Linked DNA regions of Mus musculus: region 1 is linked to region 2. Evidence: chromatin loops called from intact Hi-C (ENCODE). Cell type or tissue: heart. All regions are shown on one strand. Each heading gives the region's core, and the rest is flanking DNA. Links, peaks and the distances in the headings are about the cores only.

Evidence for each region. A loop is a pair of places that touch in the nucleus more often than their neighbours do. Peaks named below come from ENCODE experiments on the same cell type or tissue, not always from the same donor. Only the 100,000 strongest peaks of a DNase experiment are listed, where the experiment ranks them.
Region 1: a loop joins it to region 2, with 7 times the contacts of the local background. A loop is called at or near these places in 19 of 42 quality-filtered maps.

Annotation. Positions count from the first base shown.
Region 1 is chr15:77,612,868-77,628,044 of GRCm38, forward strand. It overlaps the pseudogene Gm8221. Among named protein-coding and RNA genes, the nearest start is that of Gm36245, 21 kb to the left of the region's middle. In heart, for the core only: no CTCF peak of the experiment used is centred there; no DNase peak of the experiment used is centred there.
Region 2 is chr15:77,524,824-77,540,000 of GRCm38, forward strand. It overlaps Apol7c (apolipoprotein L 7c), which reads right to left and starts at 8,492. Exons shown (of 5, transcript NM_175391.4): 1 at 8,417-8,492; 2 at 5,587-5,689; 3 at 5,168-5,294; 4 at 3,981-4,085; 5 at 44-1,676. The coding sequence starts at 5,599. The coding sequence ends at 812. In heart, for the core only: no CTCF peak of the experiment used is centred there; no DNase peak of the experiment used is centred there.

The DNA.
Region 1 (15,177 bases), core at 2,449-10,448, 86 kb after region 2:
ATTTGTTTGAATAGATATGGCGCAGGGCATTTCCATGGCCCCAGAGTTTGGGTAAAAATCCCTTTTGTAATGTGTTTTGCTTCGTGGACAGATGAAAAGGTTTGGAGACAACTGGAAGTGCTAGGGTTGGCACTGAAGTCAGAGCTGTTTTGAAGCCAGAGCCTCAAATGCCTTTTGTCAGTCTGGATTAGGGGCTTGCTGACAACTCCTCTGTTGTGCTGATGTCTTGCCATTTCTGCAAACTCTGACATCCAGAGGCAGCAATACTGAACCACACCTAGGAACTCTTGGACAAACTTGTCTTTGGAGTTGGGATCTAAAGGATGGCTTTTGAATCAGGCTCCTCTGTCCTCCCCCTCAGCTGGGAGCCAAGATAGGGAGCCTCTGGGTGTACAAAGCTGGACTTTCTTAGCTAACATTCTGTCCCCAAGGTCTGTAACTCTTGCAGCAGTCCCTCAGTGGCCCTTTAACCACTTATTTTAGTTTTAGAGGCTAGGGGCAGTCCATTTACATATGCTAAGAGTGTGATCCCAGAATGGCAGGCAGGAGGTCAGATGTAGTGTCTCATCAACCAGGATTGGAGAATTTTTAAATCTCTCAGGCAACCTGGTCCGGGTAAATTGCCTGCTGTAACCTCCCTCTTGCCCTGTCCCTGTGAAAACACAGATGGTTTTTTTTCACCTCTGCCCATGGGAGGCTGAAGAACGTAGCTTTCAGGAGCCAGGCAGAGCACACCTGCTCCTCTGGAAGAATCAGACTTATGAGACCAGAGGTCCCAGGTTTCTTCACAGGCAGGAGAGGGGTGTTCTAGAGTGACTGGCAGGGCACCACACTTTCGGAGGGTATGGTTAAGTTCAGCTGCATGGCATCATCTGAGAAGGTGAAGGTGGCTTTCACTTTATTCAAAAGGTCTTGACTCACAACCAGTTCTCTACTTTCAACCCCCTTTAGCTACCTGCAGTCAATGTAATCTCTTTATGCCTTTATGTTTTTCTAAATTTACAACTATTTTTTACTCTCTGGGTCCAACTGGGTGACAATGGGATCTTGCAGAAGCTATTTTCAATCTTTCTAAAAAGGACCCAGCAAAATTCTTTAAACTCTCCTTGATCAGTCAGTGTCGGACAAAAGGGAAAATCCATTCTGTCCAGGCTGCATGGCCCAGGGAGGTTTTTCTATATTTTTGGAGAGTAGGAAGTTTTGAGTTTTCCAATTATGCAGATCACTTGTTGGGAAGGTCACACCAATTCTGAAAGAGGAAGAAGCAGAACTTCCTCTTTTGACCAAGGGAATTTTTCCCATTCCCAGGGGCTGCTTAGAGAAGGTGGTGGGGTGTGGGAGCAGAGGCAGTGTGTGGCTTGGGAAGTATTTCTCCTCCCTGTGTGCATGCTGCTCAGATGGCAGACCCCACCCCACACCCATGCATAAGAGTCACAACCCCTCCCAACCTCTTCCCAGGGACTGGGTCTGACTGAGCCCATGAGTGGGAGGCAAACAACAAAGCAAGCAAGCGCTCTGGAAGTGGGAAAGGCAAAGGTTCTGAGAATTTCTCTGGAGGACCTGGATGACCAAAAACATTCAAGTGCCTGACAAGGGGACACATGTCATGAGGTTGGGAGTGAGATGGGTCTCACACCAGAGAAAGCCATTTGTCAATACAGGGAAGCAAAACTGATAGAAACACAGAGAGAGAGATACACAGAGAGGCACACAGTAAAGACAAGGAAAGCTGACCACCACAGATTCATACACCTGAACAGAAAAGAGAAGTCTGGTGACCTCTCACCCAGATCCTGGACACTGGATCATTTACCATATCCAGCTTGTATGTCCTTAACAGAAGGTGCCTTGACCAGGCTTACCTCCAGAGGTGACAGACCAGATGACTTTCTAATTTGTTTCCTTGTAGTGTGGAGGTATCAGAGCCCCCTGAAGAATTAGGCAGGAGTTGATTAAAGGAACTGGAAGGTCTCAGGTTGCACCCCCTGGGAGTTCCTAGGATAATACACTCTTTTCTTCTCTGGGGACTTGTAGAAATGTTGTGGAATAGTCAGCAGATGAAACTACTTACACATGGTTTCCATTGCTGTAAAGAGACACCATGACCAAGACAACACGTATAAAGGACATTTACTCAGAGCTGGCTTCCTGGTTCTGAGGTTCAGATCATTACCATCATGGCGAGAAGCATGGCAGCATGCAGGCAGGCATTGCACTGGAAGAGCTAAGAGTTCTACATCTTGTTCTTAAGGCAAACAAGAGAAGACTGCCTTCTGGGCAGCTAGAGAAAGGTCTCAACACCCACCCCCACACTGGCATACATACTCCAACAAGGTCACCCTCCTAATAGTGCCACTCCCTGGGCCAAGCATATACAAACCATCACATTCTACTCTCTGGCCCAATAGGCTTCTTCAAACACATGAGTCTATGGGGCCCATTCCTAACCATCTCACAATAAAAAATATATTTAGTCTTACTTTGAAAGTCCCCGTAGTAATCGTCCAAAGCTCAAAGCTTCTTCTGAGATTCATCCAATCACCTAACTGTCAAAGCAGATCCATACCTCCAACATCACAGGAAATACATCACCATGTCAAACAGCATAGTGAGGAAAGCCTGGGCCAAATCAAGACAGAGAGCCAGCCGGGCAAACTCTGAGCTCTGAATCTCCATGCCCTGTGTCAAAGTTCTCTTTAGGTCTCCAGATGCTCTCACCCCTGTGGACTGCTGTGGGCAGAGCTGGCATTCAACAACAGATTTCTTTCCCCTGGGCTGATTCCACTCCCGCTTAGTAGCTTTCTTTGGCAGATTTCCCACAGCTCTGACATCTCTAAAAACTCAGGGTATGCAAGGTAACTCAAACATTACAACTTTTTGTTCCAATGTGTGAGATCCACACATGATCTTCTGGGCTCCTCCAAAGGGCTGGGCATCACTTCTCCAGCTCTGCCCTCTGTAGCACTCTAAGCTCTGGTTGATCCACTCCACTGCTGCTGCTGTTCTTGGTGATGATCCCACAGTACTGGCATCTTCAGTACACAGGGGTCTTCTGCTGCAACTAAGTTTCACCAAAAGCCTCTCCTAGGTTCTCTTCGTGCTGCCAGCCTTCCACTTCTTTGCATGACCTCTTCAGCCCTAGACCATCAACTGCGACTGAGGCTATACCTTCACCAATGGCCCCCCTGGCCTCTCACCATGCCAAGCCTCAGCTGCTCTTCATGACCCCTTCATGCCTTCAAAACCAGTACCACCTGGGTGATTCTTATACAATACCAAGTCCAGCTGCAGCCTGAGATCCAACCTTGGCTATCTCTGAAACACAGCTTCTTTGTGCTCTCAGAAAACACTACCCAGAAGATTTCACCTCAATGATGCTGGTCTGTTCTTAACCACCACTAATTTCTTAGCTCCAGCTAACCAGCATCAATAGTCCCAGTAGTCCCTTCTATTCTTGGCTCTAAAGCCAGAGCCACATGCTGAAGTTGCTGTTCTGCTACTTGCTGGAGCTGAAACACAAACTCTCCCACCCACCCCCCTTGTTCTATTACGACTTTCTGTTTTCCAGCTTTATCACAACCTAAGCCCGACTGTTCTGGAACTTGCTCTGTAGACTGACCTTGAACTCAAAAATCTGCTTACCTCTGTCTCCTGGGATTAAAGGCGTGTACCACCATGCTGAGAGCTAAGCTTTTCATGGACACTATTCCTCAAGATCCAGATCAAAATGTGTCCTCTGTTTCTGGAGTATAGTTCACTCCAGATTAAAAGTCCAATTGAATATTATAACTAAGCAAAAACAACATCTAACATGATATAACTATTCATTGTTCAATGGCAAAGACATAAACAATAAGCTTACCCGGGTGGGATCTTGCCCTGAAGTCACCACTGCCTTAGTCTGTTTATCTCCTCAAACACAGGACTTAGCTCCATTGCACTTCCTGGTTTGCTTTTATTACATACACCATACATGTTGCATTTTTTCCTTTCTAAGCTTGCTACACTCAATCAGAATGCACTGCATTAGCATAAACCAGAGGACGCAGTCTTTGTTGTTCTTTTCTGAGACTTCCTTTGTCAATGCAATTAGCCAAAATCTCTTTACCTTCGACTTAGTCAGATTCTTAAGATAAGGGCAAAAAGCAGCAACATACCACAAGGACAAGCTTCAGAGTTCAAATTGTCCTCAGCACCTATGGCTTCCATATTCCTACTGGGATGGCCCATTAAGTCCCACTTAAAGCATTCCATGGCATTCCACATCCAAAGACCCCAAATCCACATTCTTTCAAAAAAAAAAAAAAAACAAAGTCAGGCCCAGCACAGCAACACTCTACCTCTCGTTCTGAAAGACCCCCAAAGGGAGACCCTCACTCAAGTCTTGGGATAGTAGCAGACCCCCAAGAACTCAGGAGAGACCAAGCTTGATGCAAACCACACAAGGCTTTATTCGGGGAAAGCCAGAGCTCTGGGGAAAACTGGTGTCCCATGCAGGGATAGAGGAGTCGACCCCAAGGGGCAAGGGGTACCAGTTTTATAGGCCCTGGGAGGGGGAGGAGAAGGAGGGAGTAGGGGATTTCTGGATCTAAACAATATCTGTTCTCAAAACATGGGTATGAGAGGGGTACAAGGAAAGAGTTTGGTGCAGGTGCAGCAACTCCTAATTGGCCCTGGCTGTGGTTGCTGGGGAGATTTTCTGACTCTTCCCCAGCAACCAATATCACAAACACCTGGCAGTGGGCTGCAGCAGTGGACACACACCTGGGTTCAAGGAATGGTTAGAACATTAGCAGACACATGGGTTCTAGAAGCGGCTGGAGCATTGTGCACCTCTATTTTTCTAAATCACTGAAGCTAGTTCTGCTAACAGTGAAATCTATTTTGCCAATTTCAGGGCTTTGGTGACCTTTTACATCCTTTCAGGATCTTTCAGTACCAACTTCTTTCTTATTTAGGGTTTCCACTGCTGTAAAGAGACCCCATAACCAAGGCAACTCTTATAAAGGACAGCATTTAATTGGAACTGGTTTCCTGGTCTTGAGGCTCAGTCCATTATCATCATGGCAGGACCCATGGCAGCATCCAGGCAGCCATGGTGCTGGAGAAGAACAGAGTTCTACATCTTGTTCTGAAGGCAAAAAGGAGAAGACTGTTTTCCAGGGAGCCAGGAGAAGGGTCTCCAAGCCCACGCCCACAATGACACACTTCCTCTAGTAAGGTCACACCTCCTAAGAGTGTCACTTCATGGCCTAAGCATATTCAAACCACCACACATGGATTAGACACAATAGAAAATATTTATTGTGCCAGCCAGCAACTACAACAGTGTTCAGAATCCCAGCGTAGCCTTGTACTTTTCTCAGGCTGAACTATTAACCCCCCAAACCATATTCTGGGTTGACATAATTCAATTAACAAGAACAGTTAGCCAGAAACGGATCTATAGAAGACAAAGGGCAGGTTACATTTAGATAATTTCTCAGAACTACAGACTTTGAAGGATTAGTCTTTGTTTTTGTTTTTGTATGTGGTGCTGTGTATATACTGAGGTTTATGGCCTAATGGTACTTCCAACATGGAGTCAGCAGTGCTAAGATCTGAGGGCCTACCAAGGTCTAGAAGCCTATTATACTGAGAGACTGTGATACTTAGTGGTTCGAGGTTCAGAGCGGGGATTCCTGAATGGAAAACCCAAGAAAGCAGATGTTCAGATGCTGTTATGCCATCCCAGGCAGCATCAACTGCACTCAGGATATGGGGTGGTGCTGAGGCTGCAGGCAAAGAAGGAAGGACTGAACAGAACCCAGGAGATATAGGAAGTGATCTATGGAGGGTCCCCTAGTCTGTAGAGGCAGGTCTTTTCCCTCCAGACTACAGAGGCCCCCATTTGAAATGGGCACAGCCAAGGAGAACCTAGAACATCTGGTCAAAGGTCACTCTTTTGAGTAGGTCAGCAGGGAGCATGGGATGAAGATGTAGTAGCATCCAGCAAGCCACAAGTTTCCTGTGTTGTTTTGGTGGTGAGTTCCTTGGAAATGGGGCTTTCTCTTTCCTTTTCTGCTTTGGGTATATAAGCAGGAGAAGGCGTGCCTTGTTATGCCTATTCTTATGCCTTGTATGCACAGATGGTCACTAGATCCACACTGCTGAGCACTGCCTGTTGAAGATTCCTGGTAAGTTGGGGAATGCCTAAGCTCTCCCACCTGCATACCCCCTTAGGCACTCTGAAGGAAGGTTATGGACCAGCTTTGTTGATAAATTCTGCAAGGCTGGCATCTGCCTCAGGACACCGGCACAGAAGCAATAAAGCTGGCCTCGCAGCCAGGCTGGGGTGAGGCTCTTCCACCCTTTCCATCGGCCCTAAGCACAAGACAGCATGAGAGATTCCTCAGAGGAAACTATAAAGTCTATGGGGGCTCAACCAGGATGGCTGAGACTTGGCCAGGTAACCTCCGGGAAATGGCTACTGTTACTCTCTCTATTGAGAGATGGAGAAAACAAGGAGAATGGAGAACAAGGACTAAGCCTCTCTGTTCTTGGAGCCTGGACACCCAAAGCTGGCCCTGGGGTGCTGTGACAGAAGCAGAATGGGCACAAGGGCTGTTTCTGAGACACAAGGACCCCAAGGTTTTCTCACCCAACCTGACTCTGAACCCCTACTCTGAGTCAGACCTTGTGAGGGAACTGAGGCTCCGAAGAGAGTGACTTGACTAGGATATTGGGATAGAAACTGACAGGTGGTGACAGCCACCTACCCTCTGGGCTTCACCTGCCCTCTGCTCAACTGTAGAGGATAAGCAGGAAGAACAGGGCCTTCCTGTGTGAACTAGGACACACACCCATAAGCCTGTGTTCTATAGTCAGACATCGCTGCAGGAAGCCGAGTGCCCCCTCTGCAACCCCTGTATCACTCTTTCAGACTTTTGAAGTGCTCTCTGCTGTCACTAGACTCCGTTAGCTTGATTTCTGCAGCCTGATTGCAAAGTCAATTCCTTCTTCCCCTTGGCATTAACACTTAGCTGGCCCCCTGCTCCTGTTTTCCCTGTTTCCTCTGGCTCTGCCTGCTGGATACGTGGAGTTAGCTGTGGTTCCACCTGGACACATAAAACACTGCCTGGTGTAAGAAAGGGAACCTCTGGAAAGGAGCTGCCAGGGCATCAGGCTCTAGCAGGAGCTCTGGGAGAAGAGACAGTCATGTGACCAAGGCGGTGTGGGGATGCTTGGGAATCCAAGCTAGAATAACAATCAAGGGGACAGAGGATCATTGCAGACAATGTGACAGAGCCTAACAGAGAAGCTTCACTCTAAGGCCCGGAGAGGAGGTCACTGAGAATACAGTTAAAGTAAAATTGTAAGATAGATCGATGCTATACATAGAAATTAGAGTACATTAAGCTGGGGACAGAGGGGAGAGTGTTAGAGAGAATAAGGACAAAATTCCCCCATCTTCATATACCATTTTCCCCCAGAGGCTGGGAGTCCTGGCCAGAGCTCAAAGCCAGTGTCATAGTAGTCATGTGATTCTCAATGGCAGAGATAAGGAAAAACCTTTGTTCATGAGTTTCTCTTGCATCCATTGCCACAGTGATAGGAGGTAGGGACCAGAGAGGCATGGGGACAGATGGAGATGGAGTGGCGGGGAGACAATAAGTGGTCTGAGATCTAACTGGGTCAAGCTGATTGCCCTCCAAAACTCTAGAAGCTTCTGTAGCCCTCAATCCCAAAGGCATTACGACTCCCACAGTAGGCCAGCAATTGACAGCATCTGGAATTTAATTCTTTAATTTATCGTGTTTCCTAGCCCTATGCTACAAGAGAAACACAACAGAGTCTGGAGGCCCCGTAAGAGCACAGGTCAGGAACAGGCTAGTTAGAGGCCATCTTAGTTTCCTAGCCTTGGTAATGGACTGCCACAGGGATCACAGGTAGCGTCCCCAGGAGAGTGGAACATTCAGGTAGAGAGAGAATGGGGAAGGCAGCAGGTGATGTAGGTATTCGGACTATGATGGGACCTTTCTAGGCCCATCCATGCTTGATTTAGGAACCTAAACTGCCAAGATCCCAGCAGCCAATCAACAGTCACCTGAGATAGTAACCTGGAGTTGATTGGCTGGTCCCAGAGGAAGCTAAATCAGGGACATTGACAGGCTTGTGAAGGCAGCAGTGGCAGACAGAAATCAGGGAAGGAGGAGGGTGAGAGACCCACGAGACATAGGGGGACCAAGAGAGGATGACTGCGGAGTCTCTCAACAAACTGCTAGAGGTACAGTCTGCAACAGGCTTCAGGGGTTGGTGTGGAAAGGTTGAGAGAGATTGGCTTTGGTTCCCAAAGAGGGGCTTGGATGGTTAAGGGGACAAGCAGTCAGTAGTGGCAGTGTGGCATGGCAGCTGGGGTACCCGAGGCAAGAGGGACCACAGCTAACAGACAGCTTGGAAGAGAGGCTCAGGGAAAGGAGTGCGGGAACTGATGGACCAATCAGGAAAGTGTAGAAGAGGGAGGTTGTCAGGTGTCTTTGACCCAAGTGAGGGTTTACCCTTGTCTCTGTGTGTCTCAGTGTGAGACAGTTTCCACCTGCAGCTGGCTAGCTGAATATTTTTCTCCATCTCCCTTTCTGTGTGAACAATCTGTTCTTTCTCCACAGCTGTGTTCTCAGCTGAAGCCTTCTCCAGTGTCCCCAACAGGATTGCAAACCTCCACCTTGCTGTTGAGAGAGCAGAAAGGCTCGGGGTCACAAGACTGTCATTAAATAGCAGTGACAGAGCCCAGTGAAACAGAAGAAGGGTCAAGTTCTTTTGGTCACTGGAAGCCACTGTTGAAAGAAATGTGTGTCCCACATCCCTGATCACCTAGCTGTCCCCATTCTGTCTCACAGGTACCTTTTCCTCCTGTAGCCTGGTCACCTGGTGAGCTGGAAGGTACACCTATTAAGTCCTCTGCCTGACACCTAGACCTGGCAGCTGTCATAAGCACCCCAGGTAAGTGGTCTTGTGCCCCACTCCTGCACATGACCTACGACTGTAAGGGTGCTAACAGGATGGGTCAGGAGCTCACACACACCCTCACTTAATTTCAATATTATGTGTGCTCTGTCTCCAAATAGAGTCACCAGGGTTAGGGCTTTTAACAATTAGTTTAAGAGTATATTCAGCCCCTGCCACTAATGACACCATTAGACTATTCCATGTGGTAGGTGCTCAGACACACACTCGGACTCACTCCAACTCTTGTGCACAGCCCTCTAACCATATGTGTTTCCTTCCCATCTAGAGAGAAAGCGCTTCATTCCCACTGTGGCTCAGCACCTCCTGGACAGGAAGAGCCTAGAGGTCCTGCAGCTCCTGCTGACTGAAGAGGAAACCTGGAAACAGTTTGTGGCAGAAGTTGATTTGTCCAGGTCATCTTCCTAGGGGACACTAGCACTACCAGAGCCCGTGCATGGTTGGCTTTTCACAGGCAGGGATACTCTCTCCAGGCAGACCAAGTAGTTAGGGTTAAGGTGTCCCTTCTCAGCAACCATTTCCTCCTTACTCCCAATCAGAGAACAGCCTCTGGTTGAAGAGAGCGGGCAGCAGCCACAGGGGACAAGATTGCTCCTGACATTGCTGCTCCTGTGTAGATGGATTGAATTATTTCTATCCCTGGCTAGCTTCCAAATGAATGAGACACAGACTATGATTGATTGATTGATTGATTGATTGTCAGGGGATTACCTCTAATCTCTATCTCTAATGGATAAACTGGCCCAACTGTGTTCCCCCAAATACTTGCTGTTTGGTTCTTTCTGGATTACTTCCACTCCAACAGTCTGTTCTGGGAGGCCCTGGTATTCCACGTCTAATGGAGATCTCCTGATCTCTGTCTTCTCCCTCCCCCTTTCTTCTCTCTCCCTCTCACTATCCTTCTCCTTGACTGTCTGCCCAGTAACTCCAACCTTCTATTCTCCCCAGGAATTGGCTGTCACCAGTTTTTTGTTGTGTTTTGTTTTATTTTTGTTTTTAATTATAAGTTTTACATTTGGGAGCAAAGTTTACATAACAAATGCTGGTGTGGGGGAATTCCCTTGTTTAGGAGCAGCTAGATCTCCAGCTACAGAATTTAGCATTTCAATACATAGCAGCAGAAGATGAACCCTCACCTCCATCATTCCTGTGTAAGAAAAATAAGATGATGTCTGTGGGGGGCTCAGCATAAAGCCAGTAGGCAGTAGGCGTCCAGTACACAGTAGGTGTTCAATGAAAGGTAGTTTTTAAAAAAACAAAAACAAAAAAAACTTTATTTAATGTGTGTGTGTGTGTCCGTGTGTGTGTGTGTGTGTGTGTGTGTGTGTGTGTGTGTGTGTGTGTTATGTATGGTTTGTCCATGTCAGTGAGTTTATTTTATAAGCAGTCTTCCTGTATCAGTCACTCTCTCCTATTACAGGGAAGAGGAAGCTGCCTTTCGAGAGTCTCTTGCAGAGATCTTTGCAGATCCTGATGGAGAAGATGAAGATGAGCTCCAAAATGACCTGCAGGACAAGAACGAGAGGTACTCAGCCAAAGACCCAATGAAGCCCTTTTCTCTCTAGATAGGAAGGGGAAAGGACAGGGTTAGAGGACCATGCATAAGTTTGAATGGATCAGGGACAAGCTGGTTAAGTGTGTGCCTGAGCACCTGCCACAGGACCTATTATAATGATGTCATTCATGTTAGGGACTGAGTTGTGTCCCTAAACACATTGGTAAAAGTCCTAACCCTGGTGACTGTGTTTGGAAATGGAATTTTAAGGACCCACAGTATTGAATGAAATTAAGTGAGGGTGTGTGAGCTCCCTAACCTGCAGTACAGTCAAATCCATAGTACATCAAGGCCCAAGAAGACTCGAGACCCCTACAGCTGTGAGCCACTAAATGTAGGGTCTGGGACCTGAACTCACTTGTTCTGCAAGAGAACCATGCATCTGAATAAAGAAACTCTCTCTCCAGCCCATTACAATAACAAGTGCCTTTACTTACCTGGAACTCATCACTGTGACCAGATTGGCTGACCAGAGAGCATGAGGACCCTCCTAACCTTGCATCCCCAAGCAGGGATGACAGGCCTAGGCCCAGAATCTGGCTTTCCAATGTGGCCTCTGGAAGACTGAACTCGGGTCCTCCTGATGTGTGACAAACACTGCAGCAACTTAGCCACATCCTCAGGTCCCTTCTAAGGCTTTAAGCAGAATCTTCTGTTGTCCTCAGGACACAGAGCCTCATGGGAAAGGTCACATGGAGTGTCACACACCAAGAAAGCGCCCATGGGAAAGAACACTTAATCTGATTGACGTTACCACAGGCAGGAAGGCACTGTTCAGGACAGCTGCTCTAAGACAAAAGACACAACAAGTCTGTCAGTTCCTTCAGCTGGAGACTCACAGCAGATGAGCTGAGTGACAGGCAGTAGAGAGCAGAGAGTAGGGGCATTGTGAAGCTGACCTCATGGGATTCCTCCTGAGGAAAGCCCAGGCCAAACCCACCAATGGCTGGACATGGGAACCTGATGGAGGTTAAGCATGAAAGGTCTCGCATGTTCTCCCAACCTGACTTAGGATTCTGCCAAGTCTCTGCAGGGCAAGCACAAGGTGCACAGGAAGAGCATAGAAAACCAAGGTCCATCCATACTGGGAACAGTTTACAAGACTTAAGGTTTTCTCAAGGAACAGAAATCTTGTCAAGCTGACTTCAGTGTCTAGAAGTTTGCTGAGCCTTCATCAAATACACCGTTCCCATGAGTGACTGGGGTCTCCCTCCCTCCTGGAAATTTGTGCCTTTGGTGTCTCCTTCCTCTGGGGTCAGAGGTGACAGTAAAATCCCCACCACACCTCACCTTTCTCAGGCTGAGAATTCCTTAGTGGAAGGGCTTAGCAACCTGTGTGTTTTGAATTCTCAACTCCCTGTTACTTAATCTTTTACAGAGGCACAGTGAGATGCCTTAGGGAAGGAGCCATGTGAATGGGGATGCCCCACATGTGAATGGGGATTCCCCACATGAGAATGGGGATTCCCTACATGTGAATGGGGATTCCCCACATGTGAATGTGGAATCCACTCATGTTTCTTTACCTTCACTCACAGCTGGAAGGGATATCTATGCGCTGTGTTTTGAGTGGACAGATCTTAGCTGTGAGTTATCCCAACAGCTCAGGAGTACACACCACTGCAGTGCAAAAAAGACCTCCAGCTTCAAAGAATGTCCTATATCAGGTTTCTCTCTTAGAGATGTGCAACTTGCAGAGTCTCACAGCACAAGGCTCCAGGCAAACAGGGGCACTCCTGGCCAGCAGGACATGGTATCCTCCAGCCCACCCTTCTATTGCTAGACATTTAATAAGGGAGCCTTCCCCTCAAGGTCAATGTCTCATTACCAAAACACTTCTCCCTAGGAACTCTAAACAAAGAAAGGTGAGGTTAGAGAAAAGAATTAACCCTTTAATTTAGGGAACATTAGTGTTCCATGAAGAGTTCACTCTGGTAAGGACAGCAATTTTTTTTACCTCACCTCACCTCTCATTGTTTAGCAATAGAAGGCTGTGCTGGAGAACGAAAGAGTCTAAACTGTCTGAGTTGCAGTTCTAGGGATCCAATTCCTTCCTCTGTCCTCAACCTGCACCATCTGGGCACATGGAACACAGACCCATGCAGGAGAAGCACTCATACATATAAAATAAAATAAAAACATTAAAGGGCACGTATAAATAGTTTTGAATTCATTGTGTCCTGAAGAACTAAAGATGGTGTGATTTATCAAGTGTGCTCATCCCAGAAAGAAAGCTTACACAGCTGTAATGTTCTCCTCTGCTTCACAGTGAATGCTCTGTGGTTCCTACAGGACAGATCTTACTTTATAAGCTGTCTTCCTTGCTCAGCTGTCCCTCCTCTTACAGGAAAGAGGAAGATGCCTTGAGTGAAGCCCTGACTGAGACCATAGCTGATACTGATGCAGAAGATGAAGAGGAGATCCAAAATGACCCGTGGCACAAGGAAAGGTTCTTGGATGCTTATCCTCGGGTGAAACTGGAGCTTGAGGGGAGCATCAGGAAGCTCCACGCCCTGGCAGACAAGGTTGACAAGGTGCACAGGGACTGCACCATCTCACGGGTGATGGTCAGCTCCAGCAGTGCTGTGTCTGGAGTCCTGACCATCCTTGGTCTGTCTCTGGCACCTGTGACAGCAGGAGTCAGTCTGGCATTGTCAGCCACTGGCTTGGGGCTGGGGGCAGCAGCCACTGTGACTAGTGTTTCCACAAGCATTGTGGAAAAGGTAAGTGTGGTGTCTGCTGAAGCTAAAGCCAGCAAGCTGGTGCCAACCAACAAAGACACAATGAAGGGCATAATAGAAGTTTTGGATCAGAGTGGCCCCAGACTTATTTCTGTATCTACAAATACCATCCAGAGCATACAAGGCATCCAGAAATGCATTAATGCCATTCAGCTGGCCAAAGCCAACCCTCGCCTAGCAAATGATGCCAAGCGTCTCATGACCACAGGAAAGACATCAACCCAAACCACTAAACAGGTAAAGGAAGCCTTTGGAGGTACCACTCTGGCAATGACCAAAGGAGTCCGAATCATGGGTGCAGCCACCACAGGTTTCTTCCTCCTGCTGGATGTGATCAGCCTTTTGGAAGACTCGAAGCATTTGCATGAAGGTGCTAAGTCACAGACTGCTGCAGAGCTTCAGCAGCAAGCTTGGAACCTGGAGCAGAAGTTACGGGAGCTCAAAGAGGTTCACGACAGCCTGACTAAGTGACCTCTTCCTCTTCCGTGCAGCTCAGATGACTGGGGAGGGAGTATGCTGGACAGAGCCATGAACACATGGGAGCCTCTGACTGTACCCCTTCACAGCAGTGCCTGCTAAAGGGAGAGGACACATTAAGATACAGGAAGCCAGAACAGAGATGGGACAATCTCATGACCTCTTACCAGACTCCAGCTCTTAGATCCATCAACTTCCCAATTAAGAGCCAAGCTCCCAAGCTGGGGAGCACATCCAAGTCCTGACTAAGCCACATGGCTGCTCCTAAGCTTTGCCCACTCTACTGCTCCCAGCTGAGGCTCACCAGGTCAACTGAGCTGTCAATCTTTCCATGGCTTTGTTATTGGTGGCACAGAGACCTTCTCCTCTTTTCTTCTTCTGCCTCATTGTGTGTTTATCCAAATATTTCTCAATCTTACAGTCAGACTTTGGTTGTGAAAATCATTTCCTGTTCTGGTTTTGGGTAGTCACATGGGTGCCATTGGTAAAATGCTCAAGACTAGAAAGAAAGGACACTGGTAATACTGCCTGTCCAGTCGTCACAAGCTCTTCTCCCTACATGCCACTGTTGACGCTAACAGAAGGAGAGGTGACAGGATATGAATGGTGAACCCTTCTCTCTGCTACCAGTCTCCTGGGAAAATCAAAAGCTTTAATGCCTATTGCAAGCTAAAATCTGCTGTAATTGGATGAGATCTGCCAAGATGAATAGGATGGGCTACACTTGCTCCACAATTTTTGAAGAATAAATTTGTAAAAACTGACCTAGACATGTTTTGTGTGCTCTTTGTAAATGATTGTATATTTTCTGGGTTATTAACTTTAGATAATTGATAATTCCCTCCCAACTTTTAAGATTTCCTCTTTTAAAGAGTGTTTTCTTTATTGTGGTTTGAGAGGAATGCCTGAGATTTCCACATGGGCCTCTTGCTCCTGCTTGTTTCGCTTCTCTTCTGACAGCTGAGGCTCCTCTGAGGCTGCAGTGCATTGTGTAGTGTCCCCTGCACCACAGCAACTCAGGTGGCCTTCTTCCCATGTTCTAACCAATGGAAAGTAAGAGATGACCTGTGCAGTTTCTAGGTCTTGCCCACTAGAGGACACTCTTGTGTTCCACAGTCTGTCTGTCCTCCCTTTGGGCTAGATTGTGTGGCTAAGGGCAAGCTCGATATGGAGTCAGCCTCTCCTGTGGTGTAGAGCAGGGACAAGATGGCCTCCTGGATGGACTGGGTAGAGAGTCACCTACCCCATGGTCTGTCTAGTGGAACTCATCTAAACCTATAAGAGTGCAGTAAGATTGCTTCAGGGACACCCGTCCCTAAGCAGCACAGGGGTCAAGGAAGATGGCCTGGACACAGTTAGCAACAGTGGGGGTATTTTGTTGGAGGGGAAGCAGGTGAGAGC
Region 2 (15,177 bases), core at 4,047-12,046:
ATCATTTACAAAGAGCACACAAAACATGTCTAGGTCAGTTTTTACAAATTTATTCTTCAAAAATTGTGGAGCAAGTGTAGCCCATCCTATTCATCTTGGCAGATCTCATCCAATTACAGCAGATTTTAGCTTGCAATAGGCATTAAAGCTTTTGATTTTCCCAGGAGACTGGTAGCAGAGAGAAGGGTTCACCATTCATATCCTGTCACCTCTCCTTCTGTTAGCGTCAACAGTGGCATGTAGGGAGAAGAGCTTGTGACGACTGGACAGGCAGTATTACCAGTGTCCTTTCTTTCTAGTCTTGAGCATTTTACCAATGGCACCCATGTGACTACCCAAAACCAAGAACAGGAAATGATTTTCACAACCAAAGTCTGACTGTAAGATTGAGAAATATTTGGATAAACACACAATGAGGCAGAAGAAGAAAAGAGGAGAAGGCCTCTGTGCCACCAATCACAAAGCAGTGGGAAGATTGACAGCTCAGTGGATGGTGAGGTTGGTGAGCCTCAGCTGGGAGCAGTGCAGTGGGCAAAGCTTAGGAGCAGCCATGTGGCTTAGTCAGGACTTGGATGTGCTCCCCAGCTTGGGAGCTTGGCTCTTAATTGGGAAGTTGATGGATCTAAGAGCTGGAGTCTGGTAAGTGGTCATGAGATTGTCCCATCTCTGTTCTGGCTTCCTGTATCTTAATGTGTCCTCTCCCTTTAGCAGGCACTGCTGTGAAGGGGTAAGTCAGAGGCTCCCATGTGTTCATGGCTCTGTCCAGCACACTCCCTCCCCAGTCATCTGAGCTGCACAGAAGATGAAGAGGTCACTGAGTCAGGCTGTTGTGAACCTCTTTGAGCTCCTGTAACTTCAGCTCCAGGTTCCAAGCTTGCTGCTGAAGCTCTGCAGCAGTCTGTGACTTAGCACCCTCATGCAAATGCTTCGAGTCTTCCACAAGGCTGATCACATCCAGCAGGAGGAAGAAACCTGTGGTGGCTGCACCCATGATTCGGACTCCTTTGGTCATTGCCAGAGTGGTACCTCCAAAGGCTTTCTGCACCTGTTTAGTGGTTTGGGTTGATGTCTTTCCTGTGGTCATGAGACGCCTGGCATCATTTGCTAGGCGAGTGTTGGCTTTGGACAACTGAATGGCATTAATACATTTTTGGATGCCTTGTATATTCTGGATGGTATTTGTAGATCCAGAAATAAGTCTGGGGCCACTCTGATCCAAAACTTCTATTATGCCCTTCATTGTGTCTTTGTTGGTTGGCACCAGGTTCCTGGCTTTAGCTTCAGCAGACACCACACTTACCTTTTCCACAATGCTTGTGGAAACACTAGTCACAGTGGCTGCTGCCCCCAGCCCCAAGCCAGTGGCTGACAGTGCCAGACTGACTCCTGCTGTCACAGGTGCCAGAGCCAGACCAAGGATGGTCAGGACTCCAGACACAGCACTGCTGGAGCTGGCCACCACCCGTGAGATGGTGCAGTCCCTGTGCACCTTGTCAACCTTGTCTGCCAGGGCGTGGAGCTTCCTGATGCTCTCCTCAATCTCCAGTTTCACCCAAGGATAAGCATCCAAGAACCTTTCCTTGTGCCACAGGTCATTTTGGATCTCCTCTTCATCTTCTGCATCAGTATCAGCTATGGTCTCAGTCAGGGCTTCACTCAAGGCATCTTCCTCTTTCCTGTAAGAGGAGAGACAGTTGAGCAAGGAAGACTGCTTGTAAAGTAAGATCTGTCCTGTAGGAACCACAGAGCATTCACTGTGAAGCAGAGGAGAACATTACAGCTGTGTAAGCTTTCTTTCTGGGATGAGCACACTTGATAAATCACACCATCTTTAGTTCTTCAGGACACAATGAATTCAAAACCATTTATATGTGCCCTTTAATGTTTTTATTTTATTTTATATGTATGAGTGCTTGTCCTGCATGGGTCTGTGTTTCATGTGCCCAGATGGTGCAGGTTGAGGACAGAGGAAGGAATTGGATCCCTAGAACTGCAACTCAGACAGTTTAGACTCTTTCGTTCTCCAGCACAGCCTTCTATTGCTAAACAAAGAGAGGTGAGGTGAGGTCAAAAAAATTGCTGTCCTTACCAGAGTGAACTCTTCATGGAACACTAATGTTCCCTAAATTAAAGGGTTAATTCTTTTCTCTAACCTCACCTTTCTTTGTTTAGAGCTCCTAGGGAGAAGTGTTTTGGTAGTGAGACATTGACCTTGAGGGGAAGGCTCCCTTATTAAATGTCTAGCAATAGAAGGGTGTGCTGGAGAATACCATGTCCTGCTGGCCAGGAGTGCCCATGTTTGCCTGGAGCCTTGTGCTGTGAGACTCTGCAAGTTGCACATCTCTAAGAGAGAATCATATAAGACATTCTTTGAAGCTGGAGGTCTTTTTTGCACTGCAGTGGTGTGTACTCCTGAACTGATGGGATAACTCACAGCTAAGATCTGTCCACTCAAAACACAACACATAGATATCCCTTCCAGCTGTGAGTGAAGGTAAAGAAACGTGAGTGGATTCCACATTCTCATGTGGGGCATCCCCATTCACATGGCTCCTTCCCTAAGGCATCTCACCGTGCTTCTGTAAAAGATTAAGTAACAGCAAATTGAGAATTCAAAACACACAGGTTGCTAAGCCCTTCGATTAAAGAATTCTCAACCTGAGAAAGTTGAGGTGTGGTGGGGATTTTGCAGTCACCTCTGACCCCAGAGGAAGGGGACACTGAAGGCACAGTCTTCCAGGAGGGAGGGAGACCCCAGTCACTCGTGGGAACGGTGTATTTGATGAAGGCCCAGCAAACTTCTAGACACTGAAGTCAGCTTGACAAGATTTTTGTTCCTTGAGAAAACTTTAAGTCTTGTAAACTGTTCTCAGTATGGATGGACCTTGGCTTTCTATGCTCTTCCTGTGCACCTTGTGCTTGCCCTGCACAGACTTGGCAGAATCCTAAGTCAGGTTGGCGAGCACGCGACCTTTCATGCTTAACCTCCATCAGGTTCCCATGTCCAGCATTGGTGGGTTTGGCCTTGGCTTTCCTCAGGAGGAGTCCCATGAGGTCACCTTCTCAATGCCCCTACTCTCTGCTCTCTACTGCCTGTCACTCAGCTCATCTGCTGTGAGTCTCCAGCTGAAGGAACTGACAGACTTGTTGTGTCTTTTGTCTTAGAGCAGCCGTCCTGAACAGTGCCTTCCTGCCTGTGGTAACGTGTATCAGATTAACTGTTCTTTCTTATGGGCGCTTTCTTGGTGTGTGACACTCCATGTGACCTCGCCCATGAGGCACTGTGTCCGGAGGACAACAGAAGATTCTGCTTAAAGCCTTAGAAGGGACCTGAGGATGTGGCTAAGTTGGTGCAGTGTTTGTCACACAAACAGGAGGACCCGAGTTCAGTCTTCCAGAAGCCACATAGGAAAGCCAGGTTCAGGGCCTGGGCCTGTCATCCCTGCTTGGGGATGCAAGGTCAGGAGGGTCCTCATGCTCTCTGGCCAGCCAATCTGGTCACAGTGATGAGTTCCAGGTAAGTAAAGGCACTTGTTATTGTAATGGGCTGGAGAGAGAGTTTCTTTATATAGATGCATGGTTCTCTTGCAGAACAAGTGAGTTCAGGTCCCAGACCCTACACTTGCTGGCTCACAGCTGTAGGGGTCTCGAGTCCTCTTGGGCCTTGATGTACTATGGATTTGACTGTACTGCAGGTTAGGGAGCTCACAAGCCCTCACTTATTTTCAATACTGTGGGTCCTTAAAATTCCATTTCCAAACACAGTCACCAGGGTTAGGGCTTTTACCAATGAGTTTAGGGACACAACTCAGTCCCTAACATGAATGACATCATTAAAATAGGTCCTGTGGCAGGTGCTCAGGCACACACTTAACCAGGTTGTCCCTGATCCATTCAAACTTATGCATGGTCCTCTAACCCTGTCCTTTCCCCTTCCTATCTAGAGAGAAAAGGGCTTCATTGGGTCTTTGGCTGAGTACCTCTCGTTCTTGTCCTGCAGGTCAATTTGGAGTTCATCTTCATCTTCTCCATCAGGATCTGCAAAGATCTCAGCAAGAGACTCTCGCAAGGCAGCTTCCTCTTCCCTGTAATAGGAGAGAGTGACTGATACAGGAAGACTGCTTGTAAAATCAACTCACTTACATGGACAAACCATACACACACACACACACACACACACACACACACATATACACACACACACATACACACACACACACACACATACACACACACACACATATACACACACACACATACACACACACACATACACACACACACACACACACACATTAAATAAAGTTAAAAAAAAAACTACCTTTCATTGAACACCTACTGTGTGCTGGACGCCTACTGCCTACTGGCTTTATGCTGAGCCCCCCACAGATATCATCTTATTTTTCTTACACAGGAATGATGGGGGTGAGGGTTCATCTACTGCTGCTATGTATTGAAATGCTAAATTCTGTAGCCCAAGATCTAGCTGCCTCTAAACAAGGGAATTCCCACCACACCAGCTTTTGTTATGTAAACTTTGCTCCCAAATGTAAAACTTATAGTTAAAAACAAAAATAAAACAAAACACAACAAAAAACTGGTAACAGCCAATTCCTGAGGAGAATAGAAGGTTGGAGTTACTGGGCAGACAGTCAAGGAGAAGGATAGTGAGAGGGAGAGAGAAGGAAGGGGGAGGGAGAAGACAGAGATCAGGAGATCTCCATTAGACGTGGAATACCAGGGCCTCCCAGAACAGACTGTTGGAGTGGAAGTAATCCAGGAAGAACCAAACAGCAAGTATTTGGGGGAACACAGTTGGGCCAGTTTATCCATTAGAGATAGAGATTAGAGGTAATCCCCTGACAATCAATCAATCAATCAATCAATCATAGTCTGTGTCTCATTCATTTGGAAGCTAGCCAGGGATAGAAATAATTCAATCCATCTACACAGGAGCAGCAATGTCAGGAGCAATCTTGTCACCTGTGGCTGCTGCCTGCTTTCTTCAACCAGAGGCTGTTCTCTGATTGGGAGTAAGGAGGAAATGGTTGCTGAGAAGGGACACCTGAACCCTAACTACTTGATCTGCCTGGAGAGAGTATCCCTGCCTGTGAAAAGCCAACCATGCATGGGCTCAGGTAGTGCTAGTGTCCCCTAGGAAGATGACCTGGACAAATCAACTTCTGCCACAAACTGTTTCCAGGTTTCCTCTTCAGTCAGCAGGAGCTGCAGGACCTCTAGGCTCTTCCTGTCCAGGAGGTGCTGAGCCACAGTGGGAATGAAGCGCTTTCTCTCTAGATGGGAAGGAAACACATATGGTTAGAGGGCTGTGCACAAGAGTTGGAGTGAGTCTGAGTGTGTGTCTGAGCACCTACCACATGGAATAGTCTAATGGTGTCATTAGTTGCAGGGGCTGAATGTACCCTTAAACTAATTGTTAAAAGCCCTAACCCTGGTGACTCTATTTGGAGACAGAGCACACATAATATTGAAATTAAGTGAGGGTGTGTGTGAGCTCCTGACCCATCCTGTTAGCACCCTTACAGTCGTAGGTCATGTGCAGGAGTGGCGCACAAGACCACTTACCTGGGGTGCTCATGATAGCTGCCAGGTCTAGGTGTCAGGCAGAGGACTTAATAGGTGTACCTTCCAGCTCACCAGGTGACCAGGCTACAGGAGGAAAAGGTACCTGTGAGACAGAATGGGGACAGCTAGGTGATCAGGGATGTGGGACACACATTTCTTTCAACAGAGGCTTCCAGTGACCAAAAGAACTTGACCCTTCTTCTGTTTCACTGGGCTCTGTCACTGCTATTTAATGACAGTCCTGTGATCCCCAGCCTTGCTGCTCTCTCAACAGCAAGGTGGAGGTTTGCAGTCCTGTTGGGGACACTGGAGAAGGCTTCAGCTGAGAACACAGCTGTGGAGAAAGAAAGATTTTTCGCACAGAAAGGGAGATGGAGAAAAATATTCAGCTAGCCAGCTGCAGGTGGAAACTGTCTCACACGCACACATGCAGAGACAAGGGTAAACCCTCACTTGGGTCAAGGACACCTGACAACCTCCCTCTTCTCCACTTTCCTGATTGGTCCATCAGTTCCCGAACTCCTTTCCCTGATCCTCTCTTCCAAGCTGTCTGTTAGCTGAGGTCCCTCTTGCCTCAGATATCCCAGTTGCCGTGCCCCACCCCCCTACTGACTGCTTGTCCCCTTAACCATCCAAGCTCCTCTTTGGGAACCAAAGCCAATCTCTCTCAGCCTTTCCTCACCAACCCCAGAAGCCTGTTGCAGACTGTCCCTCTAGCAGTTTGTTGAGAGACTCTGCAGTCATCCTCTCTTGGCCCCCCTATTTCTCGTGGGTCTCTCACCCTCCTCCTTCCACGATTTCTGTCTGCCATTACTGACTTCAGAAACCTGTCAATGTCCCTGTTGTAGCTTCCTTTGGGACCAGCCAGTCAACTCCAGGTTACTATCTCAGGTGACTGTTGATTGGCTGCTGGGATCTTGGCAGTTTAGGTTCCTAAATCAAGCATGGATGGGCCTAGAAAGGTCCCATCATAATCCGAATGCCTACATCACCAGCAGGGTTCCCCATTCTCTCTCTACCTGAATGTTCCACTCTCCTGGGGACGCTGGCCCCAATAGATTTGATCACTGCTGTGATCCCGGTGGCAGTCCATTACCAAGGCTAGGAAACTAAGATGGCCTCTAACTAGCCTGTTCCTGACCTGTGCTCTTACGGGGCCTCCAGACTCTGTTGTGTTTCTCTTGTAGCATAGGGCTAGGAAACACGATAAATTAAAGAATTAAATTCCAGATGCTGTCAATTGCTGGCCTACTGTGAGAGTCGCAAGGCCTTTGGGATTGAGGGCTACAGAAGGTTCCAGAGTTTTGGAGGGCAATCAGCTAGACCCAGCTATATCTCAGACCACTTACCTGTCTCCCTGCCACTCCATCCCCATCTCCATCTGTCCCCATGCCTCTCGGGTCCCTACCTCCTATCACTGTGGCAATGGATGCAAGAGAAACTCATGAACAAAGGTTTTTCCTTATCTCTGCCATTGAGATTTACATGCCTAATATGACACTGGCTTTGAGCCCTAGCCAGGACTCCCAGCCTCTGGGGGAAAATGGTATATGAAGATGGGGGAATTTTGTCCTTATTCTCTCTAACACTCTCCCCTCTGTCCCCAGCTTAATGTACTCTAATTTCTATCTATAGCATCGATCTATCTTACAATTTTACTTTAACTGTATTCTCAGTGACCTCCTCTCCGGGCCTTAGAGTGAAGCTTCTCTGTTAGGCTCTGTCACATTGTCTGCAATGATCCTCTGTCCCTTTGATTGTTATTCTAGCTTGGATTCCCAAGCATCCCCACACCGCCTTGGTCACGTGACTTTCTCTTCTCCCAGAGCTCCTGCTAGAGCCTGATGCCCTGGCAGCTCCTTTCCATGGGTTCCCTTTCTTACACCAGGCAGTGTTTTATGTGTCCAGGTGGAACCACAGCTAACTCCACGTATCCAGCAGGCAGAGCCAGAGGAAACAGGGAAAACATGAGCAGAGGCAGCTAAGTTTTAATGCCAAGGGGAAAAAGGAATTGACTTTGCAGTCAGGCTGCAGAAATCAAGCTACCGGAGTATAGTGACAGCAGAGAGCACTTCAAAAGTCAGAAAGAGTGATGCAGGGGTTGCAGAGGGGGCACTCGGCTTCCTGCAGTGATGTCTGACTATAGAACACAGGCTTATGGGTGTCTGTCCCAGTTCACACAGGAAGGCCCTGTTCTTCCTGCTTATCCTCTACAGTTGAGCAGAGGGCAGGTGAAGCCCAGAGGGGAGGTGGCTGTCACCACCTGTCAGTTTCTATCCCAGAATCCTAGTCAAGTCACTCTTCGGAGCCTCAGTTCCCTCACAAGGTCTGACTCAGAGTAGGGGTTCAGAGACAGGTTGGGTGAGAAAACTGGGGTCCTTGTGTCTCAGAAACAGCCTTGTGCCCATTCTGCTTCTGTCACAGCACCCCAGAGCCAGGCTTGGGTGTCCAGGCCCCAAGAACAGAGAGGCTTGGTCCTTGTTCTCCATTCTCTTTGTTTTCTCCATCTCTCAATTGAGAGAGTAACAGCAGCCATCTCCCTGAGGTCTCCGGGTCAAGTCTTAGGCATCCTGGTACCCAGGCTGAGCCCCCCTATACTCTATAGTTTGGTCTGAGGAATCTCTCCTGCTGTCTTGTGCTTAGGGAAGATGGAAAGGGTGGAAGAGCCTCAGCCCAGCCTGGCTGCAAGGCCAGCTTTATTGCTTCTGTGCTGGTGTCCTGAGGCAGATGCCAGCCTTGCAGAATTTATCAACAAAGCTGGTCCATAATCTTCCTTCAGAGTGCCTAAGGGGGTATGCAGGTGGGAGAGTTTAGGCATTCCCCAACTTACCAGGAATCTTCAACAGGCAGTGCTCAGCTGTGTGACTCCAGTGACCATCTGTGCATACAAGGCATAAGAATAGGCATAACAAGTCACTCCTTTTCCTGCTTATATACCCAAAGCAGAAAAGGAAAGAGAAAGCCCCATTTCTAAGGAACTCACCACCAAAACAACCCAGGAAACTTGTGGCTTGCTGGATGTGGCTACATCTCCATTCCACACTCTCTGCTGACCTACTCAAGAGAGTGACCTTTGACCTGACATTCTAGGTTCTCCTTGGCTGAGCCCATTTCAAATGGGGGCCTCTGTAGTCTGGAGGGAAAAGACCTGCCTCTATAGAGTAGGAGACCCTCCATAGATCACTTCCTATACCTCCTGGGTTCTATTCAGTCCTTCCTTCTTTGCCTGCAGCCTCAGCACCATCCCATATCCTGGGTCCAGTTGATGCTGCCTGGCATGGCATACACAGCATCTGAACATCTGCTTTCATGGGTTCTCCTTTCAGGATTCCCTGCTCTGAACCTTGAACCACTAAGTATCACAGTCTCTCAGTATAATAGGCTTCTAGTCCTTGGTAGGCCCTCAGATCTTAGCACAGCTGACTCCATGTTGGAAGTACCATTAGGCCATAAATCTCAGCATATACACAGCACCACATACAAAAACAAAAACAAAGACCTAGTCCTTCAAAGTCCGTAGTTCTGAGAAATTATCTAGATGTAACCTGCCCTTTGTCTTCTATAATACCATTTCTGGTTAAGTGTTCTCCTTAATTGAATTGTGTCAACCCAGAATATGGTTTGGGGGGTTAACAGTTCAACCTGAGAAAAGTGCCAGCCTACGCTGGGATTCTGAACACTGTTGTAGTTGCTGGCTGGCACAATAAATATTTTCTATTGTGTCTAATCCATGTGTGGTGGTTTGAATATGCTTAGGCCATGAAGTGACACTCTTAAGAGGTGTGACCTTACTAGAGGAAGTGTGTCATATTGGGAGTGGGGCTTTGAGACCCTTCTCCTAGCTCCCTGGAAAGCGCTGTTCTTTTTGCCTTCAGAACAAGATGTAGAACTCTCTGCTTCTCCAGCACCATGGCTGCCTGGATGCTGCCATGGGACTTGCCATGATGTTAATGGACTGAACCTCAGAACCAGGAAACCAGTTTGAATTAAATGCTGTCCTTTATAAGAGTTGCCTTGGTTATGGTGTCTCTTTACAGCAGTGGAAACCCTAAATAAGAAAGACGTTGGTACTGAAAGATCCTGACAGGATGTAAAAGTTCACAGAAGCCCTGAAATTGGCAAAATAGATTTCATTGTTAGCAGAATTAGCTTCACTGATTTAGAAAAATAGAGGTGTGCAATGCTCTGGCCGCTCCTTGAACCTGTGTGTCTGCCAATGTTTTGACCATTCCTTGAACCCATGTGTGTACCCACTGATGAAGCCCATTGCCAGTGTTTGTGATATTGGTTGTTGAGAAAGAGTCAGAAAATCTCCCCAGCAACCACAGCCAGGCCAATCCGGAGTTGCTACACCTGAACCAGACTCTTTCCTTGTACCCCTCCCAAACCCATGTTTTGAGAATAGACATTGTTTAGATCTGGAAATCCCCTACTCCCTCCTTCTCCGTTCCCCCCTGAGGGCCTATAAAAACTGGGACCCCTTTCCCCTTGGGGTCGACTCCTCTACCCCTGCATGGGACACCAGTGGTCCCCAGAGCTCTGGATCCTGTGGTTTACATCAAGCTTGGTCTCTCCTGAGTTCTTGGGGGTCTGCTATTATCCCAAGACTTGAGTGAGGGTCTCCCTTCGGGGGTCTTTCAGTACCAGAGGTAGGGCATTGCTGTGCTAAGCCTGACTTTGTTTTTGTTTGGTACAATGTGGATTTGGGGGCTTTGGATGTGGAATGCCATGGAATGCTTTAAGTGGGACTTAATGGGCCATCCCAGTAGGAATATGGAAGCCATAGGTGCTGAGGACAATTTGAACTCTGGAGCTTGTCCTTATGGTATGTTGCTGCTTTTTGCCCTTATCTTAAGAATCTGACTAAATCGAAGGTAAAGAGATTTTGGCTAATTGCATGGACAAAGGAAGTCTCAGAAAAGAACAACATAGACTCTGGTTTATGCTCATGAAGTGCAGTCTGATTGAGTGTAGCAAGCTTAGAAAGGAAAAAATGCAACATGTATGGTGTATGTAATAAAAGCAAACCAGGAAGTGCAATGGAGCTAAGTCCTGTGTTTGAGGAGATAAACAGACTAAGGCAGTGGTGACTTCAGGGCAAGATCCCACCCGGGTAAGCTTATTGTTTATGTCTTTGCCATTGAACAATGAATAGTTATATCATGTTAGATGTTGTTTTTGCTTAGTTATAATATTCAATTGGACTTTTATCTGGAGTGAACTACACTCCAGAAACAGAGGACACATTTTGATCTGGATCCTGAGGAATAGTGTCCATGACAAGCTTAGGTCCCAGCATGGTGGTGCATGCCTTTAATCCCAGGAGAAGGAGGTAAGCAGATTTCTGAGTTCAAGGTCAGTCTACAGAGCAAGTTCCAGGACAGCCAGGCTTAGGCTGTGACAAAGCTGGAAAACAGAAAGCTGTAATAGAACAAGTGGGGGTGGGTGGGAGGGTCTGTGTTTCAGCTCCAGCAAGTAGCAGAACTCAGCAACTTCAGCCATGTGGCTCTGGTTTTAGAGTCAAGAATAGAAGGGACTACTGGGACTATTGATGGTGGTTAGCTGGAGCTAAGAAATTAGTGGTGGTTAAGAACAGACCAGCATCATTGAGGTGAAATCTGGGTAGTGTTTTCTGAGAGCACAAAGAAGCTGTGTTTCAGAGATATCCAAGATTGTTCCTCAGCCTGCAGCTGGACTTGGTATTGTATAAGAATTACCCAGGTGTCACTGGTTTTGACGGCATGAAGGGGTCATGAAGAGCAGCTGAGGCTTCCATGGTGAGAGGCCAGGGGGGCCATTGGTGAAGGTGTAGCCTCAGTCGCAGTTAATGGTCCAGGGCTGAAGAGGTCATGCAAAGAAGTGGAAGGCTGGCAGCATGAAGAGAACCTATGAGAGGCTTTTGGTGAAACTTAGTTGCAGCAGAAGACCCCTGTGTACTGAAGATGCCAGTACTGTGGGATTATCACCAAGAACAGCAGCAGCAGTGGAGTGGATCAACCAGAGCTTAGAGTGCTACAGAGGGCAGAGCTGGAGAAGTGATGCCCAGACCTTTGGAGAAGCCCAGAAGATCGTGTGTGGATCTCACACATTGGAACAAAAAGTTGTAATGTTTGAGTTACCTTGCATACCCTGAGTTTTTAGAGATGTCAGAGCTATGGGAAATCTGCCAAAGAAAGCTACTAAGTGGGAGTGGAATCAGCCCAGGGGAAAAAAATCTGTTGTTGTTGAATGCCAGCTCTGCCCACAGCAGTCCACAAGGGTGAGAACATCTGGAGACCTGAGGAGAATTTTGACACAGGGCATGGAGATTCAGAGCTTAGAGTTTGCCCGGCTGGCTCTCTGTCTTGATTTGGCCCAGGCTTTCCTCACTATGCTGTTTGACATGGTGATGTATTTCCTGTGATGTTGGAGGTATGGATCTGCTTTGACAGTTAGGTGATTGGATGAATCTCAGAAGAAGCTTTGAGCTTTGGACTTTTACTATGTGGACTTTCAAAGTAAGACTAAATATATTTTTTATTATGCGATGGTTAGGTATGGGCCCCATAGACTCATGTGTTTGAAGAAGCCTATGGGGGCCAGGGAGTGGAATGTGATGGTTTGTATATGCTTGGCCCAGGGAGTGGCACTATTAGGAGGGTGATCTTGTTGGAGTATGTATGCCAGTGTGGGGGTGGGCGTTGAGACCTTTCTCTAGCTGCCCAGAAGGCAGTCTTCTCTTGTTTGCCTTAAGAACAAGATGTAGAACTCTTAGCTCTTCCAGTGCAATGCCTGCCTGCATGCTGCCATGCTTCTCACCATGATGGTAATGATCTGAACCTCAGAACCAGTAAGCCAGCTCTGAATAAATGTCCTTTATAAGTGTTGTCTTGGTCATGGTGTCTCTTTACAGCAATGTAAACCATGTGTAAGTAATTTTCTCTGGTAATTATTTCACAACATTTCTACAAGTCCCCAGAGAAGAAAAGAGTGTATTATCCAAGGAACTCCTAGAGGATGCAACCTGAGACCTTCCAGTTCCTTTAATCAACTCCTGCCTAATTCTTCAGGGGGCTCTGATACCTCCACACTACAAGGAAACAAATTAGAAAGTCATCTGGTCTGTCACCTCTGGAGGTAAGCCTGGTCAAGGCACCTTCTGTTAAGGACATACAAGCTGGATATGGCAAATGATCCAGTGTCCAGGATCTGGGTGAGAGGTCACCAGACTTCTCTTTTCTGTTCATATGTATGAATCAGCTTTAGTTGTCTTTACTGTGTGCCTCTCTGTGTATGCCTCTCTGTGTGTGTCTCTGTGTGTTTCTGTCAGTTCTAGTTCCCTGTATTGACAAATGGCTTTCTCTGGTGTGAGACCCATCTCACCCCCAACCTCACGACATGTGTCCCCTTGTCAGTGACTTGAATGTTTTTGGCCATCCAGGTCCTCCAGAGAAATTCTCAGAACCTTTGCCTTTCCCACTTCCAGAGCGCTTGCTTGCTTTGTTGTTTGCCTCCCACTCATGGGCTCAGTCAGACCCAGTCCCTGGGTAAAGGTTGGGAGGGGATGTGACTCTTATGCATGGGGGTGGGGTGGGGTCTGCCATCTGAGCAGCATGCACACAGGGAGGAGAAATACTTCCCAAGCCACACACTGCCTCTGCTCCCACACCCCACCACCTTCTCTAAGCAGCCCCTGGGAATGGGAAAAATTCCCTTGGTCAAAAGAGGAAGTTCTGCTCCTTCCTCTTTCAGAATTGGTGTGACCTTCCCAACAAGTGATCTGCATAATTGGAAAACTCCAAACTTCCTATTCTCCAAAAATGTAGAAAAACCACCCTGGGCCATGCAGCCTGGACAGAATGGATTTTCCCTTTTGTCCAACACTGACTGATCAAGGAGACTTTAAAGAATTTTGCTGGGTCCTTTTTAGAAAGATTGAAAATAGCTTCTGCAAGATCCCATTGTCACCCAGTTGGACCCAGAGAGTAAAAAATAGTTGTAAATTTAGAAAAACATAAAGGCATAAAGAGATTATATTGGCTGCAGGTAGCTAAAGGGGGTTGAAAGTAGAGAACTGGTTGTGAGTCAAGACCTTTGGAATAAAGTGAAAGCCATCTTCACCTTCTCAGATGATGAGATGCAGCTGAACTTAACCATACCCTCCAAAAGTTTGGTGCCCTGCCAGTCACTCTAGAACACTCCTCTCCTGCCTGTGAAGAAACCTGGGACCTCTGATTCTCAGGAGTCTGATTCTTCCAGAGGAGCAGGTGTGCTCTGCCTGGCTCCTGAAAGCTACGTTCTTCAGCCTCCCATGGGCAGAGGTGAAAGAAACCATTTGTGTTTTCACAGGGACAGGGCAAGAGGGAGGTTACAGCAGGCAATTTACCCGGACCAGGTTGCCTGAGAGATATAAAAATTCTCCAATCCTGGTTGATGAGACACTACATTCTGACCTCCTGCCTGCCATTCTGGGATCACACTCTTATCATATGTAAATGGACTGCCCCTAGCCTCTAAAACTAAAATAAGTAATAAAAGGGCCACTGAAGGACTGCTGCAAGAGTTACAGACTTTGGGGACAGAATGTTAGCTAAGAAAGTCCAGCTTTGTACACCCAGAGGCTCCCTATCTTGGCTCCCAGCTGAGGGGGGAGGACAGAGGAGCCTGATTCAAAAGCCATCCTTTAGATCCCAACTCCAAAGACAAGTTTGTCCAAGAGTTCCTAGGTGTAGTTCAGTATTGCTGCCTCTGGATGTCAGAGTTTGCAGAAATGGCAAGACATCAACACAACAGAGGAGTTGTCAGCAAGCCCTAATCCAGACTGACAAAAAGCATTTGAGGCTCTGGCTTCAAAACAGCTCTGACTTCAGTGCCAACCCTAGCACTTCCAGTTGTCTCCAAACCTTTTCATCTGTTTGTCCACGAAGAAAAACACATTACAAAAGGGTTTTTTACCCAAACTCTGGGGCCATGGAAATGCCCTGTGCCATATCTGTTCAAACAATTGGATCCTGTAGCCACAGGTTGGCCCACATGTCTAGGGCTGAAGTGTGTACCATTTACCTAATAAGCAAACAAAACAACAAATCCAAGTTAGCTCTGGGTCAGGATCTTACACCCACAGCTCCCCACACTAAAGTCAGGCAGTCCTCCAGGGAATCTCAGAACACTGGCTGTCTAATACCCATGTAATCAGTACCAGACCTGCTCCTGGACCACCTTCAAGGTTTCAGAACCCCACCACCTCCAATCCTGCTAGTAACCTCTTCCCTGATAGTAACATAGAAGTCCTCATGCATGACTGTCTTGAGGTGAAAGGTGAAACCAGATTCGTGGAGGCTGGAGTAGTTACTTTAATTGAAATATTTTTAGGCCAAACCAGGTTCATTGACCCAGAGAGCAGAACTGATCAGTCTGAGCAAGGTTCAGATGGAGAAAGGAAAGTTCACCACCATATACACAGACAGTTGCTATGCTTTTATCACTGTGCATGTCTACAGTAATATATATAGATAGATAAATAGATAGATAGATAGATAGAGATAGATTAGAGATAGATAGAGATATAGATAGATAGATAGATAAAGATAGAGATAGATAGAGATATAAATA